Linked DNA regions of Mus musculus: region 2 is linked to region 1. The links are chromatin loops, found by intact Hi-C in ENCODE. Cell type or tissue: gastrocnemius. All regions are shown on one strand. Each heading gives the region's core, and the rest is flanking DNA. Links, peaks and the distances in the headings are about the cores only.

Region 1 (7,691 bases), core at 1,966-5,965:
TTTGTGCCTGCCGTCATGTCCTGAGCTGTTCATTCATAAAAGCTGCCTAGCTTTCAAAACTGTTCCCACTCATTGAGAAAATTAAGAACCAAGGGTGGTACACAACTTTAATCCCAGTACGTGGAAGGCAGAGGCAGGTGGATATCTGAGTTTGAGGCCAGCTTGGTCTACATAGTGAGTTCCAGGATAGCTAAGGCTATGTAGACAGACCTTTGCCTCAAAAAACAAACAAACAAACAAACAAAACAACAACAACAAACTAAACTAAAACAAAACAAGTGAAGCAAAAGTCTCCCAGGGGGTTAGGGTGATAATCAAGTATCAAGTGAGAACAAGGAGATATTTTCCCAACAATTCTGGGTCTGTGAGAATAAGCATTGCTTCACTGCTCCTAGGAAAGGCAGCAAGACCCTAGACAGCTAGATATGGCACCTGCTACCTGCTGAAAGGTTGCCAGGACTCCAATAACACCAATAGGGCTGCATCTCTGAGGATTATGGGTACACACTGACTAGAGAGGCCACCTCCATGCCTCATTGTATCTGCCAATCCCTATGAGCAGCCAAAGATGTAACTTCCTACTAGGTGGCAGGCTAAGGACTTGGTGTAGGATCTGACGTAACTGGGCTTTGGGGGTTGGTGAGATGGCTTAGCAAGTACATCAAGTCTGATGAACTGAGCTTGGTCCGAGGGCCCATGGTGGTAGAAAGAATCAACTCCTTGAACGTTGTCCTCTGACCTTCAAGTACACACTGTGGCGTGTGTACATTAGCACAGGTGTACACACACACACACACACACACACACTTTAACTTTGGAAGCTGAGGTCCTCGCAAGTCACTTGTCTCTCTTATCCTTGAATGCTGAGTGTATCTTTGGGCTCAGGAAATGCTTGCAGATGACAGAGTGAATGAAGAGATGAGTGAGTGACCCCATGACCGTGTTCTGCAAAGACAGGTGTCTTGAGACCTCTGCTCTACTGCACTCACCTTCGGCCTTTTCAAGTCCCCACCCGACGACCCAGCACATGGTTCCAATGCTTGGCTTTAAATTGAATGAGGGGAGACAGATTGGCTGGACGAGGGGGGACCAAGTGACAGGATACTTGAGCTTCAGGATGGCGATGTCGTCAGACATGCGATTGATGAAGTTCTCGTGAATTACAATTCTAGTGACCAGGAGCTCAGAGGTGCTGTTGTCTGGGAGGGTCTGGACTCCCACCTTCACAGTGTATTTAGCCGGGTTCTTGGATCTGCAGGCCCAGAGAAGATTCAGATCACTAGTAGTAAGGGCATGAGTGACAATAAGGTTCTGAGTGATAGGCTCCCTCCGGTAATGTCCTCCACTCCCAAATGCCCAGATTCACCAAGACCCATCCACACTCCCCACCCCCCACCAAGGCCTGAAAGCCAAGCCCTCAAATGCGGATGCCCCAGAGCTGACCTTTGTAAGCAGTGTGCAGCGGTGAGGATCCAGTGGTGGTGGATGAGGGAGCCGCTGCAGATGTACATTCCCAGGAAAAGAATGCTTACCTGCCACGGCCACTTGCCTACTTCCACCGCCTTCCCATTTACCACCTTGCAGGTTATGTTGGTCTGACCACAGGACCAGATCCAGGGACCTGAGGGGAGAGTGGAGAGAGGGATGCAAAGGGTAGCCCTCATCCCATGGGCCATGGCAGACCACCAACACATCATTTAGCTGTGTCCCAAGCAGTCACTGCCACTGGCGTATGTCGGGGGAGGGACTGAAGCTACCACCTCAAAACTGGGAACCACTGACTCAGAAGCAGCCGGAGGCCCCAGTTATAAAGAAACTCCCTTAAACAGTAGTCCAGACAACTGTCTGACACTTGTTATGGTTATGAGCAATCACCCCAGGACTCATTCTTGCCCGTGGTATGGATGACTGGGGGGGGGGGGGAGAATCACCAGAGGGTGAGATCATCAACTCTGAGCGAGTGTCGGGCCTCGTGCCCAGGACTCCTGTTGGTTGCATCTAAAAATACATGGACAGGTTTGTTTTTTGTTTTGTTTTGTTTTGTTTTGTTTTGTTTGTTTGTTTGTTTGTTTGTTTGAGACTGGGCTTTTCTGTGTAACCCTGGCTGTCCTGGAACTCTGTAGACCAGGCTGGCCTCAAACTCACAGAGATCTACCTGCCTTTGGTAAAGGTGTATGCAACCACTGCCCGGCTGGCTGGCTTTCTTTTCTTCCTTCCTTCCTTCCTTCCTTCCTTCCTTCCTTCCTTCCTTCCTTCCTTCCTTCCTTCTTTCCTTCCTTCCCTCCTTCCCTCCTTTCTTTCTCTTTCTTTCTTTCTCTCTTTCTCTCTTTCTTTCTTTCTTTCTTTCTTTCTTTCTTTCTTTCTTTCTTTCCCTCTTTCTTGCTTTCTCTCTCTTTCTCTCCCTCTCTCTCTTCCTTCTTTTTTTCTTTATTTTTTTTTTTTTGCATGATGTTTTATTGCACAACTATAGCCCTAGCTCATACATACCCAGGAAATAAAGAGGCTTGCCTGTCTCTCCCTGGCCTCAAGAACAGGGACAGGAGGATAGGAGCTTGCATTGAACTGGAGATAAGGTTGAGATTTTAGTCTTTGTACTAAACTAGTTAGTTTTGCCTTTTTATTATTTGATTCTATTTTTATGTGCATGGTGTTTTGCTTGTATATACTTCTGCACATCATGTGTGTGCCATACACAGAGAGGATATCAGATTCCCTGGAACTGGGGTTACAAATGGTTGTGAGCTGCTTGACCTGGGTGCTGTCAATCAAACCTGGTTCTTCTGGAAAAACAGTATTCTTAACTGATTAGCCATCTTTCCAGCCCCTTCTTTTTTTTCTTTCTTTCTTTCTTTCTTTCTTTCTTTCTTTCTTTCTTTCTTTCTTTCTCTCTCTCTCTCTCTCTCTCTCTCTCTCTCTCTCTCTCTCTCTTTCTTTCTTTCTTTCTTTCTCTTTCCTCCTCCTCCTTCTTCTTTTCTCCTTCTTTCCTTTTCCTTCTCCTTCTTTCTTCTTCCTTCTCCTTCTCCTTCCTTCTCCTTCTTCTCCTTCTCCTCCTCCTCCTCCTCCTCCTCCTCCTCCTTCTCCTCCTCCTCCTCCTCCTTCTTCTTAAATTCAGGGTCTATGTAGCTCAGGCTAGCCAGTCAAAGTATGGTGTAATCCTGATTTTCCTTTATCTCCCACGTTCTAGGATTACAGATGTGTGGCGCCATACACAGTGGGAGTGAGGTTTGATCTATCTTTGATGGGGGAGGGGAGCTTTTGTTGTTGTCTTTGTTTGTTTGTTTGTTTGTTTGTTTTTAGACAGGGTTTCTCTGTGTAGCCCTGGATGTACTGAAACTCACTCTGTAGACCAGGCTGGCCTCGAACTCAGAAATCCGCCTGCCTCTGTCTCCCAAGTGGTGGGATTAAAGGCGTGGGCCACCACTGCCCGGCTGTCTTGTTTGTTTTAAATGGGACATTTCATCACATGTAGTCACTGAGCTCCTCAAACAGGTGGAACTGAACTATGTCACACTAGCAGACGCTGCCATGACACAGAGCACAGAGTCTGCTTCCCTCAGCTGTACACCATGCAACGTAGAACAGTGTTGGGGCTCAACGGCTACAGTCTGGGGTGGGGGTGGGGGCTGGGATGGTTAAGGGACGATGGATAACTCTAATACCCAGGATAAACTACCTATTAGCAGTTAACATCAGACAGGTCCTAGCTTGTTGAAACCACTATGGCGTGGATGTAATTTGTGTGTTCCTTTGAAGGTCCATATATAGAGTTGGTCCTCAGGAAGTGATATAGAGGGTTTAGACCTTTAAGAGGTATGGTTTATGGTTGGAGAGATGGTAAGGTCTTGTGCAATCGTGATTCCCAGGCAGATGTGGCAGTGGACACACCTGTAACCCCAGTGCTTGTGGGCCAACACAAGTAGATCCTAGGCGCTCTCCTGGCAGCCAGTATGACTGAAATGGTGAATTCCAGGTTCAGGGAAAGACCTTGTCTCAAAAAATATGGTGGAAAAGTGATTTAGAGGAACATCTTGATGTCAACCCCCAGCCTACACATGTGCCTACATAGGTGCACATGCTCACACGGAGGTGGGATCTGGTGAGGGGCTTTAACATCAGTAGAGACATGTCCTCAAAGGAGTCTAGGACTCACCAAGCCTCTCTCTGCTTCCTGACTTTATATAAAGGACAGGCAGTTCTACCTTCATTAGGAGGTTCTTCTCCCATCCCCAACCTCCACCTCGTGTGACAAATCTTTAAACTCCCCAGCTCCTGCTATCAGAGGTAACTGTTCCCTTGTCATAGACCCCTGTGGGCAGAATGTTCTTTCAACTACTGGCCTTCCACAGGGGTTACAGGCACCGTGCAGACCCCTAAGTCTCCACACAGTACTGCCTTCTTCTCTGGATGCTCAGCTCATGCCTGCATCCCATCTCCATGCCTGTCTCCTCTCTCCTTTATCCCCACCCCTACCACAGAGAGCCACATTCCTGGACTTTCTCATACACAATGGTAAGCTCACGGCCATCCATTGTTGCTGCTATTGTTTCTTCTTTATGGACACTGGTGGTTTTTAATGAGTATGCTCCCCCCCCCAATAGGCTCATATATTTGAATGCTTTTCCATAGTAACTGTTTGAGAAGGATTAGGAGGTGTGGCCTTGTTGGAGGAAGTGTGTCACTGGGGGTGAGCTTTGAGGTTTCAAAAGCCCACACCAGGCCCAGTCTCTGCCTGCAACTCAAGGATCAAATGTGAGTCTCAGGTACTGCTCCAGCACTATGGCGGCCTTCCTGTGGCCGTGTGTCCCTCCATGATGATCATAGTCTAACCCTCTGAAACTGTAAGCAAGCCCTCAATCAAACGCTTCCTCTGATAACTTGTCTTGGGCATGGTGTTTCATCACAGCAATAGGACAGTGACTAAGACCTTTCTGTTTCTGATTTCAGTCTATCTTAACCAAGACTGTTCAGTGTTGATAGTCAGGGGACAGTTTAAGAAGTTTGCCCTTTCCTCCCCCTCCCCCCCATAAAACAACAACCCCAGAGAGAGCCAAAGTTCTGGGGAAAAAAACTTCACCAGTCCCACAGTGACAACGCTGGGGTTAAGGTTGGCCCTTTCTTCAGTGTTCCTCACCCTCTGTAAGATCATTGGGCCTCAAAGAACAGATCTTCCAAGATCTTGTGTCCAAGACAGGACTGACCCCAACCTTCCTCTAAACCTTACATAGGACTCATGGCATTCAGTCTGGAGATGCTAACAGCAGTTATCTGCTCCAAGGAGGGAGCATGATGGGTTGATTTTAATAGTTGTATTATTTTTTAACTCTGTGTATGTGTGTTATGGCAATGTCTTTGCGTGTGCATGTGAATGCAGGTGGATTCTTTGGAGCTAGAGTTACAGGCAGTTGTGAGCTGCCTCAGATGTGGCTGCTGGGAACCAAACCTAGGTCCTCTGGAAGAACAGCACACTCTCTTAACCACGGAGCCATCCCCGCAGCCATGATGGGTTCTTTGTACCCTTCGTGTGCAGTGTGTTGCAGATCAACCTTGTTCCAAAGTCACTCTTCTGTCTGTAGCAGGCACTCAGGGGTTCAAATGGATTCCTCCTCAGACCTTGATACTCTGTCTGGACGTTCTAGAAGCTGGGCCCCACCACTTACAAACAAACAGGATCCTGGTGCTTTGTTTGTTTGTTTGTTTCTTTGTTTGTTTTGCATTCATAGGTGGACACCCCAAAGATTATTGGCTTTGTGGACTCTGTTTCTGTAAGGTCATAGCTGACTCCCACCCTCACCTAAGGCACAGCACTTAGTTCCCATGCTGGTGCCTAAAGCTGCACATAACCTAACCGCCCGAAAACATCACTACTGCCTGACAGTATAGTGAAGTTCAGGGTTCAGTCACTCATTCAACAGTGCACTAGTCCAGGAGAGAGGTGTCACACCATGATGGAAGAGGACGGTATCCAAGCTGGGGAATATGCACTCCATTCCCAGTTACCACCCCAGCTAGCGCCTGTCCAGCACAAAATGTATAGCCAGCAGGTGACTCAAGGTAGGGCTCCTACCACACAAACTACCTTTCTCAGGAAGGGAAGCTGGATGTCCTCTGCCACTCAAATACTTCAATCCCAAAGCCTCTATTAAGCTGTTTCTGTGTTTTGGGGTTTTGTTGTTGCGTGTTTTTGTTTTGTTTTTGGAGTCCCGGTTCTACCACACACAAAGCACTAAAGCTGGACCCAGGTTTCCTGGGTGAAACAGAGGCCCCAGCATCCACCACTGAGGTCAACCATCTCATCTGAGAATTGGTATAGGGTGAGGGGACACTCAGACAGCCCAGTCATTGTCACAAGACCTAAGACTCCCAGGCAAGCTCATCCATACCATGGATGTTAGTTTGTTCCCTGTTTTTCTTCCCTCATCTGTTTGTGGTCACCCTGAAAACCGATGCTGGTGCCACTCTGTATGGGACACGTGGGTCATGAGAGGTCACAGCTCACACCCATCCCACCAGCCTCCTGAGGATGTACCGGTCCCAGTACTGACAGTTGGAGGCCCTGAAGGTATGAGGACAACCAATGTAGACACCAGGCTCTCAGATCCCTCCTCGGTCCTACCTTCCATATAGGGCAGACTATTAAGTCTGGCAGAAGCAAGTGGAGAGGAGAGAAGACCGTGAGGATCCACTGATCCACACGCCATGGCACAGAGTCCAGCCCTTACTGCTCCTCAGAACAAGATGGAGTGTCTCCGTGGTGCAAGGATTCTAGAACTCTGTTGTTTACTTACGATCAAAGAGGGTAGGCCTCTGCCCGAGGGCAAGGGCTCACCCTGCTGATGCAGCCTTAAGGGGATGGTTGCCACAGCCGTGGAGGGAGGCTGTCGGACGCCACCCTGGAATGGTGCTTTGGGGGTTCAGTGCTGAGCCTGTGACCAATCCGACCATGCCTGGTCCATTACAATGTCTGCCGAGCCCAGCTCTCAGCAAAGGCCTTCATGCCTATCTCTGAGCCTGTGACCTTGTCCCTTGTTGCTTTGATAGCACCAGGGGTGAGGTTTGTGACAGTGTTTTATGGTTAGCCCATGGAGCTGCCCTGAATTCATGCCAGTCTCCACTGATGAGCCCCTAGAGATACGGAAACTGAGACACAACTCCTTTTCCACAATGTACAACTGCTCTATAACTGGAGACTTCCATTTTTCCTTTGGGACTGTATTTTCAAAAGAGAGCAGGTCCTGGGGAGGGTAAGGGTGGGGTGCTGGCTGTGGGACTGCTAGGGAAGTCTTTCGGGCTTGAGTCTTTATCCTTCAACAGAATAAACAGTGTCTGGACACCTCCCCACCTGAGACATCTTCTTCCCCTAAGGATCCGTGTTCCTCACAGTGTCCATGACTGCACCCCAATTCTGCTGCCCCCTGCCACCCGTGGTGGCACACACTTACAGCTGCTGAGGGGGATGGAGTGACATGATCACTGTAGGGGACCATCTAGTGAATCAGATGTGCAGAGTACACAAGCTTCACCCTAGGGACAGTTATAGAGGCGGCGGGCAAAGGGCAGACTTCACAGGGGGGCTGTGGGGAAGCCTCATGGAAAGGCCCTCCCTGCTGCCTCAGAGAATGGATGCCTAGTGGCTCCCCAGCACTGAGTGTGGCTGCATGTGGCTCTGTGGAAAATCTCATAATGCAGTTGAA
Region 2 (7,691 bases), core at 2,152-6,151, 50 kb after region 1:
ATTTTACTGCTCCAGGTATTTAACACATCTGCATCCTCTACCCTAGTGTGGGGTACAAGCCTAAGGTCTCTTGTTCACTGCTCTTCACTTCCCATCCCTGAAATGGAGACCAGATCTTACTACATATCCAAGACTCACCTCACACTCACTATGTAGGCTGGTCTGACCTTGAGCTTTTGATCTTCCTACTTCAAACTCGTGAGTGCTGGGATTACAAGTGTATACCATACACTAGGACAACATAAGAAGTCCACTCAGACCTCCGATCCCCTACGCATATTCACCCCTATCTCTAAAAACAATATCACAAGAGGATCTTCAGTTCATGTCTTTGGACTTCCACAGCAGTCTGATAGCTATGGTGTTACGTTGTCAGGTTGTGATATGAGTTAACTGAGTGAACATGAGCTCATGTTCCCTTTGTGGTGGGAACTGCCACATAGGGGAACTAGATGCAAAGCATTGTTATATTACCCACCCCCAACTTCAACACATACACAGGAACCCCACACATCCACCTACACAGGTCCTTTAGAGAGGACCAAACCAGCTGGACACAGTGGTGTCTCCCCGTAATCTCAACATGTGGGAGGTTGATGCAAGCCAATCTCAAGTTTAAGGCTATCCTGTGCTACGCAGAAAGATAGGGTGAGGCCAGCTCCTGGAGCCATGGGGTGTTGGGACTCTCCCCATTAATTTTCTTGAGTAAAAGAGTTAGCAAATGACTCAGGCCTTGACATCTGGGGCTAAGAAAGGAGTCTGTGAACGTACCTGGCAGGCGTCCTTTCCTCTTTCTTTATAGCCACAGACCATGCCTCTCTTGACGAGATCCACAGAACTTGAGGTAGCTTTCTTCAGCATCTCATTACATTCCTCATAAAGGATGACATTTTGGTCCACCTCCTGGAGGATTTCTGTCGGAACATCCGGTGCTGATGAAAAAGACCAGCAGCGTCTAAATCTGCTCAGTGGACAGCAAGCATGCAAACACCCAAGAATCCCCCTGGACAAAAGTTAATATTGTCCCCATCTGACACGGAAGAAAGTAAACCTAAAAACGGTGATAGGAAAAACATTGAGTAACAGGCAGGATTGAGCCAGGCATAATGGCCTAAGTCTGTAAGTCCATGGGAGGCCAAGGTGGGAGAATCTCAAGTGCAAGGCCTGCCTGAGCTACAGTGTGAGTGAGTCCAAGGCTCTGCCTCAAAAGAAAAAGTAGAAAGGGCAGGGAATACAGCTTCGTGCTAGAGCTCTTCACTAGCACACTTAAGGCCCTGGGTCCAATTCTCATGCTTCAAGGGGGGGAAACTAAGACAAAAGAAGAGTAGTATTTCTGAAAGGAAGCAAGACCTGAGAGGATGAAGAAATGACAGCCCATCAAACTCATTACTGATGTCAGTGTGGTAGAGAGGAGATAGCCTGTCCATCCTTTATTTGTCAGTGAGATGGGGTCTTTCCATAGCCCTGACTAGTCTCGAACTATCCATAGTTCTGCACGTAACACCACACCCAGCCAATTTTCTTCACTTTCTAGAACACAATCACAGGCTCTCAGGAGATAGAACCCTAAAAGGTATCGCAATTGACTTCTTCTCACGGATAAGATGCATACCAACAGAGACCCGTGGCTCACCCAATTCCCCTAGGCACAAGGAACTCCATAAATACCAAGGCAGGAACTTCCACTGAGAAGCTGGCCAGCAGATCATCCTTTCGTGAGGCAAAATCCACCCAAGGTGCTAGAGAGATGGCTCAGCAGTTAAGAGACCTGGGTTCACCTCCCTCAGCGTGTGGAGACTCACAACTCATATATAACTCCAGTCCCAGGGGGCGGTGACACCCAAGAGCTATCAGTCAGGCATTTGGTACACAGACATGCATGGAGGCAAAACACTTATAACACACCAAATAAAATAAATCAGATCTGGATATCCACACAGGAGAATTCCATCACATTTGGCCTTTGTCCACTGGGAAAGTAGCAATTCCTATAACCATTCAGCATACTGCCCCACAAATCTGCAAAAGGAGATTTGACACATTTCCAGTTCCCAGGAGAGAGGGATACCTTCTGTGGGCTGTCATCAGATGTTTGCGTTGTGACAAAAGATTTCAACACAAGACCAAGGATCACTTAAGCTGACCATGACCTTGATTTCTGCCAAACTGCCTACCCAACAACACACACACACACACACACACACACATACACACACACACAAACACACACACATGCCTGCCAAGGAGTCTGCTTCTCTTCTGTGCCCCTTGGGATCTTTTGTTTCTACCCCAGGAAGAAGGTCTTCTGAGCACCAGTCTTACCGCCTGGCACTAGTTTTCCCCATCCTGTCACCCAACATTTGGTCCCAGCTTTTACAGGAAAACTCTCTGAAGGGATGCAGACAGGGTATATGTTAGTGGTGAAATTCACAGGGTGTTGGAGCTTGAGAAGAGCAATATCATTTTTAACGACGATAGTTGTTGAGAACTTAGGGTGGACAAAGATGGTCTTGATGGGAATCACCAGACTTGTATTCTGTCGGTAGACACTCCGATCGCCCACCTTGACGTTGTACTGGATTCGGCTATGGAAAAAATGTGTTGCCTCGTTAGCCATGACCCCACCAAGCTCTCTTATACCCCTTCCACTCCGTCCCTGCTTCTCAACATGTCCCAAATCTCTATCATCCTGTGTCTGTCACTAAAACTCTTTATTAATCTCTCAACTGTTTTGCCTGTGCCACACCCTAAATATTTCTAGTAACAAGATGGTCATAGCACGGCCACCCCCTTCTTTTGTTCTGGAATGTTTCTGTCAGGCAGGTAGATTAGACAGCAGGGTTTCCCTCCAGATCCCTCCCCAAGACTCCTCACCTGTAAATACAATGGGCGGCAGTCAGCACCCACTGGGAATTGATGAGGGAACCTCCACAGACATGCATGTGCCTGACCCGAACGCTCACCTGCCAAGGCCACTTCCCCTCTTCAGCGTCTACCCCTCCCATGATCTTCATAAAGGGTTGGCCACACACTGAGGGAAGATGAAAAGAACTCATAAGCATTAGGCCCTCTCTTCATGTTAGCATTTCCACAGAAAAAAAACACGTTCCCCCAACGATAGCCAAGAAGTGTTGAACACCACAGGCACTTCATACCCTCAAGGCTTCAACATCATACAGGCAGTCATATCCCCTGAAGCCACCCAGAGGCAAGGCAACCGAACTCTACACAACAGTGGCCTGAGCGACACCCGTGACTCTCAGGGAGTCATTAGCTCTTAGTGTGGACCTTGACCCAGCCCTCCCCTTGCCACAGACAACCCTTACCAAATTACCTAAGGAAAAGTTCATGAAAGGAGAGCGGGTGGTAGCCTTGGACATGCGCACCCGGGTGGGTGGCGGTGGGTTGTCCCTCGGGGCTTCACTAAACCCTGAGGGGAAACCGGAAGTAGAGAGTACAGAGGCGGCTGCCCAGGCCTCGCAGGGCTTTGGCTGAAGGAGCAAGAGGAAGACTATGAGGCCCAGGGAGCCACCTCCGGACGCCATGTCATCACGTAGGCCACCCTCCATCTCCCAGTAAGGTGGCACCCGCTCCCCAGGCTCACGTGGCCGCCCTCCGTTCTGTCAGGAGAAACGGGCTCCGTGGAGGGCTGCAGGGAGGCGCCAGTGAGTCAGAGGCATCACAGCTTCTTGCTTTCAATCAGTTCATAGCACGCTGAGCACACCCCGGCCTGGGACAGAGGGAACAGCCATCCTTGATAGAGACCTCCCAATTCAGGACCCCTTACTTCCTGTGGAGCTTGGCTTAGAACTGATAAGGACAGAACTCTGGGAATGAGAGGGGAAGCCCTAGGTCTCCAAAGAGGCACCTCAAACCGAGATTCATTCACCAGACTTCTACTTGTAGGCTATTCTTCTCTCTGAGCTATGGGACAAGTTGAAAGAAAATTAGCAAATGTCCAGGCCTGGAGAGGTGGCTCAGTGCTTAAGAGTGCACAGTGCTCTTGCAAAGGACTGCTGTTCAATATCCACATGGAAACTCAACACCATTCTTAACTCCAGTTCCAGGGGATGGAGTGCCCTTCTCTGGCCTCTGTGGGCCCTAGGCATGTCCATACATGCAGGCAAAATACTCAGACACAGAAAATAAAAATAAATATATGTTCTTAAGTAAGCCACCAAAGATACTCATAAGTCAATCCATCTCTACTACTCTGTGTCCTTGGTGTCTTCTGTGGTAACTCACGGCTTTCTCTTTGCCGTCCTGATGCTCAGAGCCTTGATCTTAGGCATCATCCCTGTTGACCTGGGAGGATGGAGAGAGACAATAACAGCAACCTGTGACCTTCTGTGCTTCTCGACTTTCCCCAGCTGAAGGAGGAGGGCCAAATCAATTTATGTTTCAATGTCTTGGTGTGGGGGTTTAAGTAAGAATGGCCGCCACAGACTCACGTGTTTGAAAACTTGTCCCATGCGGAGTGGCAGTATTAGGAGGTGTGGCCTTGTTGGAGGAAGTGTGTCATTGCAGGGGCGGGGCTCAGGGGCGGGGCTTTGAGGTCTCCTGTGCTTAAGCTATGCTCAGTGTGGTTTAACAGTCACTTCTGCTGCCTGCAGACCACGATGTTGAACTCTCCTCCTCCGGCATGTCTGCCTGCATGCTGCCATGTTTCCCACCATGATGAAAATGAACTAAACCTTCGAAACCGTAAGCCAGCCCCAGTTAAATGTTTTCCTGTATAGGAGTGGACTGGGGAAAGGGCACATTCTTTAGGGTGCTCTTTCGGTCACAAGAGGGGTGGGAAAGCAGGTCATCCATCCCAATAGTTGCACCCCCACCCATCAGAAACCCTCTGCTTTCAAACTGTTTCTTTTTGAGACTGGGTCTCTCGCGTATGCAGAGAAGCCTCTCGACTCTCTGTGCAGCCAGAAAGGACCTAGAACGTCAGATCCTCCTCCCTGCACCTCCCTGTACTGGAACTACAGGCACCACCACACCAAGCTTATGCAGGGATATTTAAAACAAAAAATGGGCTGGAGAGATGGCTTAGTGGTTAAGAGCACTGACTGCTCTTCTGAAGGTCCTGAGTTCAAATCCCAGCAACCACATGGTGGCTCACAACCATCCGTAATGAGATCTGGCACTCTCTTCTGGTGTGTCTGAAGACAGCTACAGTGTACTTGGATATAAATAAACCTTAAAAAAAAAAAAAAAAAAAAAAAAAAAAAAAAAAAAAACCTGGGTGGTGGTTGCACATCCTTTTAATCGCAGCACTTAGAAGGCAAGAGGATCTCTTTAAGTTCAAGGCCAGCCTGGTCTATGGAGAGAGTTCTAAGACAGTTAGGGCTACACAGAGAAACCCTGTCTCGGGGGAAACAAAACAAAACCATGCAAGGTTCTGTGCATGCTAGGGAGGTCCTCTTACCAACTGAGCTACAAGCCCAGCACAGCAAGGAACTCCTGACATTTTGTGGAAAGCTGGAAGAGTTACCCCACACCTATTTGAACCAACAAACTGAGATTCTGGTAAGCACATTCCCTATCTGGGCTTAAGTCATAGCTACCAATAGTACTCAAAGCCCATGTGAATTCTCTTTGTAGGGGAGTTTTTTGTTGTTTCTCCCGCCCCATACTTTGAGCCTGTTCTAGAATAGAACATGCTGGGATGCTATTCTGCCCATTAGACCCAGACGCAGGGAAAGCTGACTGAAGTGGTACAGGACCCAAAGTGTCGAGTCTTTATAACACATCGTCAAGTAAAGCTCTGACATCTGCAAGCTAAACAAGGTGAGAGCTGTCAAACGAACCGGTGAGGCTGGCTGCTTCTATTATCAAGAGAGGTCCGAGGCTGCTAAGAGGGCAGGAGATTACAAAGTTCCCCAATGTGACCCCATTTAAATTATCCTTGCTTTCCCCAAATCAGTGCCTTAACTCTCATGTCAGAACCTCGTGAAGCTGTTCATTTGTGTTGAAGCTGAAGCCACCTCAAAGATTAAGCAGGACATTTAATGCAATTACATCAAAGTTGCGATTATAAGAAACACGAAAATACTTCAGAACCTTTTAATCATAAGGTTAGAAATTATAGAACCTTTTAATCCAAGAGGGTAAGATCAGAGATTGCCGGTCAGTCAAATCCCTCAGAGGCTGGAGGAGGCACTTGCCATGCAACCCTGACCACCTGAATTGAACCCCCAGAACCCACTAGGAGACACCCAATCTAGACTTTTCCTGAGCCCCACACATACTTCTGTACACACACACACACACACACACACACACACATGCATACATGCTTGGGTTTGGACCTAGTGGGTCATGTGTGCTAGTGCTCTCTACCACTGAGATATATATATATATATATATATATATATATATATATTTACACACTCTGTTTTAGGCCCAATAAATTGTCTTTAGTATGGAGTGTGGCCTACTGTAAGACTTTAGAACTTCTAGGAGCTGCAGATCCAAAGTAAATTTGCACCTTTTCATGGGCCTTTCTTCATAAATTTCCATCAAGTGTTTATGAGAAAGATTAGAGGCAGGGCAAAGGACCAAAGAAAGCCTTGCTTAGAATGTGGTTTAGAGGAGGCATGCAAGAGTGAAATACTGTACAAGAGGAATGAAGCCAGGTTCAGAGCCTGCTACTCTCTTCTCTTCTCACCCCCGGCCCCGCTCCCAAAAGAAAGTCTTATGCTAAGAGGAAGGAGGAAAAAAACCTAACTTCACCTAATGGGTGAAGACAATATGAGATAACCTATGCTAGGAGACCCCACCCATCATTATCTGCCCCAAATATGCACCGGCCTAAGGAGGTGGCCCTTAGAAATAAAGCATACAGACGCGCACTCACACGCACACCCATACATATACACACACAGGCACATGTGCACATGTGCATACACACACATGCACACCCATACATATACACACAGGCACATGTGCACACACACTCATGCATGAACACACAACCATACATATACACACAGGCACACATGCACATGTGCATACACACTCATGCACACTCACACACCCTGCCGAGTGTCCAGGAACAAGTAATAGCAATCTGCTGCTGGCAGAGTGGTTCACAGGAGCGTGGAGAAGCCATCATCTCGGAGGCAAGGAGAGAATGCCAGTAAACTTACAATGGAACAGACACCAAGAAGAACTCGACAGCTCTCCACCCTCTGCACTGGTATAAGCAAATAATAATAATAATAATAATAATAATAATAATAATAATAATAATAATAAGTATTTAAAATCTGTACTTAGGAGAGTATCCATGGCAACCACAAAGTCTTGTTTGATTATCTCAATACTTCCCACTACAGAGAAGACATAGTCAAAGCTGGGAGCACAGCTCAGTTGTGAAGCCTACCATGTGTAAGACCCTGGCATCACAGGGGAGGGAGGGAGGGAGGGAGGGAGGGAGGGAGGGAGGGAGGGAGGGAGGGAGGGAGGGAGAAAAAAGCTAATTGCTTAGGGCTCATCTCATAGTTTTAGAAAAGAACAATGAATGAAGAACTTCATGTCAAGCATAGTGGCGCACACCTTTGATCCCAACACTTGGGAGGAGAGGCTGACAGATCTCTGTGAGTTCAAGGCCACAGAAACCAAGCAACAACAGAAAAACAAAAAAACAAAACAAAGAGGTGATGGATGGGAGAAAGACAAACTATAATGTTTTC

The links. Peaks named below come from ENCODE experiments on the same cell type or tissue, not always from the same donor. Only the 100,000 strongest peaks of a DNase experiment are listed, where the experiment ranks them.
Region 2: it touches region 1 in a loop (2.1-fold over the local background); 2 of 42 quality-filtered maps call a loop at or near these places.

Annotation. Positions count from the first base shown.
Region 1 is chr9:110,843,557-110,851,247 of GRCm38, reverse strand. It overlaps Prss46 (protease, serine 46), which reads right to left and starts at 6,742. Exons shown (of 5, transcript NM_183103.2): 1 at 6,614-6,742; 2 at 1,444-1,621; 3 at 990-1,252. The coding sequence starts at 6,698. In gastrocnemius, for the core only: no CTCF peak of the experiment used is centred there; no DNase peak of the experiment used is centred there.
Region 2 is chr9:110,794,052-110,801,742 of GRCm38, reverse strand. It overlaps Prss42 (protease, serine 42), which reads right to left and starts at 3,558. Exons shown (of 5, transcript NM_153099.1): 1 at 3,335-3,558; 2 at 2,875-3,031; 3 at 2,323-2,585; 4 at 772-932. The coding sequence starts at 3,545. In gastrocnemius, for the core only: no CTCF peak of the experiment used is centred there; no DNase peak of the experiment used is centred there.